2 separate regions of the Homo sapiens genome follow, and region 1 is linked to region 2. The links are chromatin contacts, found by Hi-C or POLR2A ChIA-PET in ENCODE. All regions are on one chromosome and are shown on one strand. Each heading gives the region's core, a stretch centred on a gene start or an enhancer-like site at or near the end of the contact. The rest is flanking DNA. Distances are from core to core; before and after follow the strand shown.

Region 1 (5,011 bases), core at 535-3,034, 230 kb before region 2:
AGGACTAAAAATTTGAGGACATGAGAAAAGTGATCCTTTAAAATTCTAAACAAAATAGGTTTTGTTTGTATAAGCAAAAGGTCAAAATGGCTGTATTTATATTTGTATAATTCTTGAATCCTATTAATGCCACAAGGCTTAAGTCTTATATCTCCCAATGCAACTGAGATTAAAGCTGCCTTGCTTTAACACTTGCAGCTCTCGATGGTCTCTGCTTGCTACAAGTTACATCTTATTAACATCTGAGGCCTTCTCCATTTGCTCATAGCCTGAAGATCAGAATGTCTCTTCTTCATAGCAAAGAGACATGGCCTTCCTTTTCCTTAAACTGAAGTACATAAACTCCCAAGTGGAGATGATTTTTCATGCTGCTCTTTGTCAAGTTTCTCAAAGGTAAAGATGTTTTTATTTCATGGCCTATGAGACAGTGTCTGGGAAGCATATGAAGAACAGCTTTAAAATGCAAGGACTTATAGCAGGGTAATATCATCTTCTTCTCATAGTTTATAGTTGCAAGAAGGAAGCTGGGGTCACCCCAGCTTTTGGTAGGTTGAGAAGATTGGGGCATATAATAACCATTCCTAGAATGACCTGGGTTGCCATCAACTGCAGCTCAGAGATGGTACACAGCTTCCATCGGGGTGTGGCCTCTACCAGTTGGGGGCAATCTCTTCACAAATGTGATGGTTGTAGTTCCCACTGTCCTATACTCCCTCTGATGGAAATGTTTGGCAAGAACCCTGAGCCTTTCTAGCCCCTCCTTTAACTTTTGAGCTTCCCAGACGAAGGAGTTGGAGGGATTATTTCTGGGCTGTGGTCCAGCTCTCCTCAGCGATGGGTGTTGTTTGGACGGGGATTGTGGGGTTATAGGGAAGGGAGATGAAGACATAGACCAACCAGTGATTTCTCCAGCTGTGGTACATTTCCTTGGAGATGTGTTGAATATAAAGAAAGAGAAAAAATACTCGACATTTTTTTCATCTTCTTTTATCCTATTTATAACTTCAGTTTCCTTCCCGTCCTCCGTCTCATGGCTACTGCCCACCACTGCTCCCCCTTCACGTTCATGCTCTCAGAAGGGATGAATGAACTTCTTTTCCAAGGACTACACATCTGTCAGTGCAGAGAACACTGACAGGAGGGGCCATCAAGGAATGAGCAAGCCTTTTCAGAATGTTGTTCCTATTCACGAAGGGGCAGAGGCTGAGGAGGAGGAGGAGGAGGGTGGCGGGAGTGTGGAGGGAAGGGGAAGAGAGAATCAAGCAGAGAGAAAGTATGAATGAGGGAAAGACTTATCAGGTGAGTGGGAGAGAATACTAAAGCGCCAAGGTCTGTCGGGAATCGATTGGACAAAATAGATGATAAAGCGGGTATGGTGGAAGAAAGAAGAGATGTGTGAAAATGGACAGAAAATAAAGGTGGATATTAGTAGCATGGTAGGGAATAATGGGAAAGGAAGATGAAAGATGAATGGGAAAGGGAAAAAAAGTGGGGAGCCCAGAAAAAGACAAGGCAAGAACAGGAGGGGAAGATAACATGAAAGAGAAAAATAGATGAATCTGAGGACATTAGCTATACAGCTAAAAAGGGAAGCCACATTTGCATGCAATTGCCTGTGCAGCTGTACATTTCTTCACAACAATCTTGTAGTCATCATTTTCTTTCATTTCTACCTCCTCCTACCGTCCGCCTCTTCCCCCTCCTCCCTATCAGCCTGGAGCCATTAGCGAGAGCCAATGGGGCTGAGTGCTGGTGTTCTGCATGAATGAATGGGCCCTTTCTGTCTCAGCTTCTCGTCATCCTTCTGTTAGGGAACCTTGTGAATCAATGGAGCCTCTTACACAAGACACGGCTGAAATGTCTGTTGCTGTTTATAGTCTGACTGGAGTGGAGCCACTGACCCTGCCTCCTCTCTGCTCCCTTCCTCTATTCTGTCCCTCAACCTCAGCCCTTTCTCTCCAACCACCATAACAAGAATCATTTTTACGTTTCAGTTTCTTGCTCCTGTCTCTAAGAGCTCACTGACGTTTTACCGTCATTAACTGTCATGACTGGTTCCTACCCACAGTCCTGTTGGATACACAGGGTAACGGTAGCGAGCCTCAGAGTGGTGCCTAGACCTAGCTGAAGTCAGACACTGCCTGTTTTCCAAAACCGACATCAGAGACCCAGCTGAGCACACAGGACACAAGACCTCGTCCATCCCATCAATGCCAGCGGTCCATATTTGATTTCAACTTCACCCTTATGATGCTCATGAATGGTCATAGTTCATATCAGAAAATACGATGCTTACTTAGCACTCTTCCAAAGTGTTATAGTATCAAATTATTTTTCATTTCAAGGATGGATTTGTCTGAAATCAGCCAAACTTATGGATGTGATGTTGTGAGCAAAGTACACTTTTGCAAAATACTTGCTTAGAGCTGGGAAGCAGCCTGGAGCTAGAGAACATAGGAAACACAACTTACCTTCATGAGGAGGAACCTATAGTCTTATTACCATGGTCTTTGATTGATTTGAGAAACAAGACAATACTTTTTCTTGTAGAATGCAGTTTGCTATGTCTTTGGTCACTGAACACAGTAAAACCTTCACTCAACCACATTCACAGCCTATCTGCCACTTCCCATTCTTCATGAGAAAGGACATCTATTTAGTGTAGTAGGAAAGAACCCAGACGCTGGACCCAGGTTGCTTGTGTTTGCATCAGCTCTTCCGTTATAACTGTGTGACCTTAGACAACTTAATCTTGTAACCCAGTTTCCGGATCTATACCAATGATTCTCCAAGCATGGTCCCCAGACCAGCAGCATCACTATCATCTGAGAACTTGTTAGAAATGCAAAATCTCGAGCCGTACCCCAGACTTATCGAAGCAGAAACTCCCAGGGTACATGAGAATCACTTTAGGGTTTGTTAAGACACTGGTTATGGAGTTCTACCCCCAGGGTTTCTGATTCAGTGATTCTAGGCTAAGGCTCAAAAATTTGCATTTCTAACAAGTTCTCAGGTGCTGCTGATGCTGCTGGTCTAGAGATCACACTTTGAGAACCACTAAGTTAGTATGTGTAAAGCATAAAACAGTGCCGTCACTTAGCAAGCCTGATATGAATATTTGCTATTATGACTCATTGACCCAAAGTGCATTTTGGGAGTCCAAACTGGGTTTCATTGAGTCAGAGAGTGACCCACTGATTGGTTGAACACGTTTGGTGACCAGTGCCATGCCCGGGATACTGAGAAAATACATGGAAAAGGGGAAGCCTCAGTTCTCCTTTAAAACAACTTCTATGCAAGTGTGTGTGTGGGTGTACATTTACATGCTAGAGCAAATGGTTTCCATGTGAAATATTACACTTATTTATGACATAAAGTTTGGCAGTATTAATGTGTGGCTTTGGATCTCACTAAAATCTCTAAAACAAATTTACTAACAAAATGGTGGAACTAAAGAATGTCTTTCCCAAATAAACTTTGGAAGTTCAAGTGGGAGATACGCTGAGATTCCGAGTTCATAGTCCCTCCTGGGGCTTTCTCATATGGCCTAGCGGCTGGGAGAGATCAAACCTGGGCCAGTGTTTGGAAAGGGCTATCCACAACCAGGTGGGATGTCTCAGCAGGAAGCACAGATGCCTCCAATTTGGCTTTTAAGTGTTGAGAGCGCTGAGGGAGTGCCAGAGAGACTTGTTAAATGGAGACTCACCTTGCTCTGAAATGTTTATTCTTATGGCAGGTCTGTGGTTTTACAGAATGGTGTTTCAGACTATCATCTGCTGCACCCCTCTCTTCTTTCCTCATTCAGGGTGTGCTTTTCTTTTCTAAAGGGTGTGTGTCAGGTTCTTTGTTCTTCAGAACAGAACGGTCCTGAGAGTGTGTGTGCTTTAGGGATGTTGTAACATTGGACGATTACAATATTGGACTAATGCTGTCCCTGAGAAAAGGCTGGACGGTTCTTCTTAGAGAAGACTTACAGGGAGTCCAGGCAAAGTGAATTAGAAACACAACTGGGCCACTCCAGTCTCTTTATTTTATTTTATTCTTTCAATTTTCTAGCTCAGTGAGGAACTGTCTATGCTAATGCCCAACTATTTTCTAGGACAAGACTAGGGAATTAAACTCCTGTCTTTAAATAAAGTCCAAACATTAAGGGAGATGGGGAAACATGGACCTTTTTGGATTCTGCCTGGATGGCTGTGCTGTTTGGGAGGAGCAAGCTGTAACCCTACCTGAGGTTCCAGCCTTTCACAGAAGGCCGAGGTTGGGGCCTAGCTGCCCTGACAAGCTACTCCCAGGGGAGAGTACTGAGAGAAGCCTGATGCAGGAACAGCCTTGCCATATATCCCCATCCCATCTCTGAGAGGGCCAGGGAAAGAGGAAGGAAAGCAAGGCCAGCCTAGCCCAAGCAGTCCGCTAGGGAGAGTCCACATGCCTAATATCTCCCGCACACTCGCTCTGTCAGTTTGCTCATCTGATACTGAGATTCTGCAAATGCCTGACCCTATTCTCCATAAGTGGAGGGCATGCCTCTGATCAGCTGTGGACTGAAGTTGCTCCTGCTTCCTACATGGCCTCTTTCTTTTTCCTCCCACCTCCTGCTGCCTTGGTAGCTTTTGAGCTGGTACTATTTCATATTCAGATTACAAGGTCTTTTGGTATACATTTTGAGTATAATTGAAGAGTGTTAAGTCTAAGCAGAGGGTTTGGCCTGGTGTTGTGGGAAGAGCCAGCCTATGCCTCAAGACCCCAGCAGCACATCCCGGTACAGGCCTTCGGCCTTGGCTAAGTCCACTGAGCTTCCCAACCCTCACCTTTCACAGGTGAAATACACTCTTTCCAAAGAGTTCTTGTGTCCACTGCATGAGGGTAGTATAGTTAAAAGGTCGTGGCCTATCGCAGGGGACCAATAAATAAACGCTGCTTTTCTTCTTTTTCCTTTCGCCATGGTGTGAGTGTGGATTTAGGTGAATCGAAGAAACCAGATGCCCACTCACATCTGAGTCCTGCCCAC
Region 2 (4,535 bases), core at 1,916-4,415:
AAAATTAGCCGGACAAGACAGTGCACGCCTGTAGTCCCAGCTACTTGGGAGGCTGAGGCAGGAGAATGACTTGAGCCTAGGAGGCAGAGGTTGCAGTGAGCCGAGGTCATGCCACTGCACTCCAGTCTGGGTGATGAGAGTGAAACCCTGTCTCAAAGAAAAAAAGAAAAAAAAAAAAGAGATAAGAAAAGAAATGTTGAGCGTTGAGCTGCTAATTGTGCAAGTTTGCTCCTAAGGATAGTGGCCACTTCAGGTCAGGATGGTCTTATTTTTTTCAATCACACTCTTTCAAAGATGGGGAAACCCTTAGAGTCTTTCTCTTCCACCTCTCCCATTTTACAAGTGGGAAACTGAGTCACTGAGAAGTAAAGTGCTGTGGCTTTCATGGAGGAAACAGGACTCACTTCTAGCCTCCAAGTCCCCAGCCTGACATGCCCATGACCACTGTTTTTTCCTTTTTATTGAGTGTAGCATCGACACAATAAGGTTTTAAAGCTCAATGCTCTTGTCACATTTTCTTGCTTGTTGTTCTTGTATTCCATTACAAATCTGACCCTGACCCTTTTTGAAAGGGGTCATTCAAAGAGGGTGAGGAAGGAGAGGGAAATGAGCTTGGGCATGACCTAATCAACTCATGGTTACTAAGTTTCTCAGGAATGGAGCCTTTTTTCTAAGGTAGAGAAGTGGAAGTGAAAAGAAAGTGGGAGCCACAGAGAGAGGATCTGGGGAAGGGGTGGGGGCCTGACGACACCATTAGTTCTGGGGTTACATACACTCCCAGTGGTCCTCGCTGAGCCCCGAAGCCTAACCAGAGCACAGTCATGAAGCAACATCCACCTACAAAATTGGTGGCCTGGAAATTCACACACAGATTTCATTCCATTATTGATGAAAGAGGTAGGAAGAAAGAACATAATTATTAGAAATAACTTGAAGAAAAGGTGGTTCTTAAATTTTAAAACTTATTAAAAATAAAGTGCCTTGCCCACCTCCCAACTCCAGAGATTCTGATACAGTTTAGTGTGGAGGCCAGAAATATATTTTTCTTGTTGTTGTTTATGGTGAACGTCTAGTCCTCCATTAGTGGCTTAAAAAAAATCAACTATTTTGGGAAATCATTTTAGAGCTACAAAGAAAGTCACACAGACAGTATTGTGAATTTAGTATACCCTTCACCTCCATTCCATTTCCCCTAATTTTAATTTAAAAAATTGTGGTAAAATATACATAATATAACATTTACTATTTTAATTATTTTAAGTGTACAGTTCAATGGCATTAAGAATATTCATTCACATTGCTGGGCAACCATCACCATCATCCATCTTTTATCTTCCCAAATGGAAACTATGTAGCCATTGAATGATAACACTCCGTTCTGTCTTGGCAGCCATCATTCTACTTTCTGTCTCTATGGATTTGACTCTGTTAGGTACCTCATATAGATGAAATCATGCAATATTTGCCCTTTTGTATCTGGCTTGTCTCACTTAACGTAGTGTCTTCAAGGTTCATTTATATTGCAGCATGTGTCAGAATTTCATTCCTTTGTAAGTCTCAATAATATTCAATTGCATGTATATACCACGTTTTCTTTCTTCATTTGTGTGTTGATGGATATGTGTATTGTTTCTACCTATTGACTATTGTGAACAATGCAGCTATGAACCTGGGTTTGCAAATATCTGTTCAAGTCCCTGCTTTCAATTCACTTGGTTAAATACCCAAAAGCGCAACGTTAATTTCATACACAATTGTGGAACATTACTATTCACTTAATTTTCGCATACTATTCACTTACTATTTACAGACTTTATTCAGATTTCACCAATTTTTCCACTAAAATTTAATCTTAAAATAAGCACTCCAGGAGATTCTGGTTCACAGATCAATGTTTTATAAACATTATTTTTTAAATGACAGATTGTGTCCAGGAAGCAGTGCCATATGTTGGAAAGTTGACCTAGGACTGAGGTTCTGTACACTGAATCTGGAACAGGTTCGAAAGCAGCCAGTGGAGATTCACTGCCTTCCACTGGGCCTAGTTTTCTCCATCTTTCAAAGAGAATGGTTTGAGAATTATCTGGAGTCTTCTAGAGAAAAGAAGCTCTAGAATGTAAAGTTGTTCTCTAGGTAAAAGCTTTCCAGACAGCTGCTGACAAAAGAGAAACTGGCTAGCACTTCTGAACTCTCTTAATAATTATATTATTATTAATTTGCATAAAAGAAGCAAGATTTCAACTAAATGGCAATGGTTCTAGGATTCTTTCACAGTAGTGTTAATTCCTTATATAAGGAGCATGGGAGTATTTTTCTGTAAGAATCAGCCTGACAGAGCCCTATAGAACTGAGCCTCTGAAGACGTGCACTGACCAGCACAGGGAAGAAGAGTTAAAGATCTCTAAACATGTGAAACGGCATTATTAATACTGCTCCAGGCATATGGTATGTTTCAGGAACCCTTTTAAGTTAGTCTTCTCATGTGGAAGATTTGGGAGCAAATGCGAAATGAACCCATGGGAACATCTTTATGACGCTGCTTTGGATGCAGCACTGAAGTGTGCCTTTCATGGTAGAAGGATGTGAAACCATAAACGGGAGACTGAAGATACTCCAAGGAAGCATTAAAACAAGGAAGCAGGCAGGGCACGGTGGCTCACGTCTGTGATCCCAGCACTTTGGGAGGCCAAGGCAGGCGGATCACGAGGTCAGGAGTTCGAGACTAGCCTGACCAACATGGTGAAACCCCATCTCTACTAAAAATACAAAAATTAGCCAGGCATGGTGGCACACACCTGTAATCCCAGCTACTCAAGAGGCTGAGGCAGGAGAATTGCTTGAACCCGAGAGGTGGAGATTGCAGTGAGCCGAGATGACACCACTGCACTCTAGCCTGGGTGACAGAGCGAGACTCTGTCTCAATGAAAAAAAAAAAAAAAAGAAGAGAAAAAAATAAGGAAGCAACGGTAATTCAAAGAGAGGGGAGGGCCTGGGCTGAAATCTGGTTTGGATTCTATTAATCTCAGTGACTTGGGAAAAGCCCTAGAGGGCCCTTAACAAAGGGAGAGGCAGTCATGACCTCGGCACCAGCATCTTGGCATCTTTTCAGAGAGGTGTCAAATCCTGGGGACCCCCTTGTGGTAGCCCTGACTCAGAAGGAAACATACCAGCTACTATAGTACATCATCGCATACCACTTCCTGAAGGGCTTTGGGTTTTCCCTAGAAGGCTATATTGCTATGTGCAGGTCCTGCCAGGAACAAGCTTGAGCTCAATAGCTAAAGGGGGGAGCGGGGGAAGAAGCAGAGCAGAACGTACACCTTTTGTGGTGTGTTTACTACATATACATACAGACTTGCCCCCACTCACAGTTTATTATCTGTGCCTTATAATCCATATATGGAAGATAGGCATGGAAGTAGAGAAAAACAAAATGGACCTTTAGAAGGAAGAGGGAAATAAATCAGTCAACGGCCTAGGTCAGCCTTTCCCAACTTTGTGAGCTTTGAAATAGCAGATATTATGCAAAGGCAGAATTCTACAGTCGGATAAGTTTAGGAAAGATTGGATAAAACAAATTCGAACAGTATGAAGATTTCTTAAAGAACTAAAGGAAGAATTACCATTTGATCCAGCAATCCCACTGCTGGGTATCTACCCAGAAGAAAAGAAGTCATTATGTGAAAAAGACACTTGCACATTTGTGTTTATAGCAGCACAATTTGCAATTGCAAAAATATGGAACCAGCCCACCAACAAATGAGTGGATACAGAAAATGTAATACATATGTGTGTGTGTGTGTGTGTGTATACCATGGAATACTACTCAGCCATAAAAAGGAACAACATAATGGCATCCACAGCAATCTAGATGGAGTTGGAGATCATTATTCTAAGTGAAGTAATACAAGAATGAAAAAACAAACATTGTATACTCTTACTTATAAGTGGGAGCTAAGTTATGAGGACACAAAGGCATAAGAATAATATAATGGACTTTGGGGACTCAGGGAGAAGGGTGGGAAGGGGGTGAGGAATAAAAGTCTAACATTGGGTACAGTGTACACTGCTCAGGTGACAGGGGCGCCAAAATCTCAGAAATCAACAATAAAGAATCTATCCATGTAAAAACCATCTGTTCCCCAAAAGCTATTGAAATAAAAATAAACAAATACATAAATATAAACATTTATTATTAGATCTCTTAGAATTGTTAATATACTGATGGAATTGTACATTTATTTTCTCACATTTATGTCATTAAACAAATGTTTTTAAAATCATCGTGCAGTAGAACTCTGTGGAGCACCCTTTGGGAAACACTGAGCTACTTGCTTGAGCAGTACCACTTCCTGAGCTTCTTGGCAGGCAAGAAAATTAGAGAAACATGATGGGCTATTGTTTTTTAACCAGATATAAGCCTATCATTTTTTTTTAGATTCTAAGTTGTAAATAAATTTTTGGATTAGTTATGTACTGCAAAGAGTCATTGAACCACATAATGACACACAATAAACTATCTCTTTAAAAATGGT

What was found. A loop is a pair of places that touch in the nucleus more often than their neighbours do. ChIA-PET counts read pairs that join two places held with the same protein, here RNA polymerase II (POLR2A). Pooled maps may share reads with other maps.
Region 1: a map of GM12878 shows a loop between it and region 2 (10-fold over the local background). The contact joins two enhancer-like sites. A Hi-C loop is called at or near these places in 2 of 168 maps with a recorded cell type or tissue (GM12878 and right cardiac atrium), 7 of 37 single-sample maps with no recorded cell type and 11 of 50 pooled maps. POLR2A ChIA-PET finds 5 or more read pairs at or near these places in 5 of 52 experiments (CD4-positive, alpha-beta T cell, GM12878, activated CD4-positive, alpha-beta T cell and 2 more).

What each region holds. Positions count from the first base shown.
Region 1 is chr11:128,549,909-128,554,919 of GRCh38, reverse strand. The region is part of intron 3 of ETS1 (ETS proto-oncogene 1, transcription factor); the gene reads left to right. Among named protein-coding and RNA genes, the nearest start is that of ETS1-AS1, 26 kb to the right of the region's middle. RefSeq lists enhancers at 1,627-1,736, 1,747-2,006, 2,217-2,306, 2,419-2,488, 3,370-3,911 and a cis regulatory region at 1,515-2,015. Within about 2 kb of position 1,784, at least 12 of the 41 ENCODE cell types and tissues checked have a DNase peak (open chromatin) inside an H3K27ac peak, as active enhancers do; they include CD4-positive, alpha-beta T cell, where a contact is called at or near this core.
Region 2 is chr11:128,317,686-128,322,220 of GRCh38, reverse strand. All of the region lies in intron 1 of LOC124902787 (a long non-coding RNA gene), which reads left to right. Among named protein-coding and RNA genes, the nearest start is that of LINC02098, 110 kb to the right of the region's middle. Within about 2 kb of position 3,165, at least 4 of the 41 ENCODE cell types and tissues checked have a DNase peak (open chromatin) inside an H3K27ac peak, as active enhancers do; they include CD4-positive, alpha-beta T cell, where a contact is called at or near this core.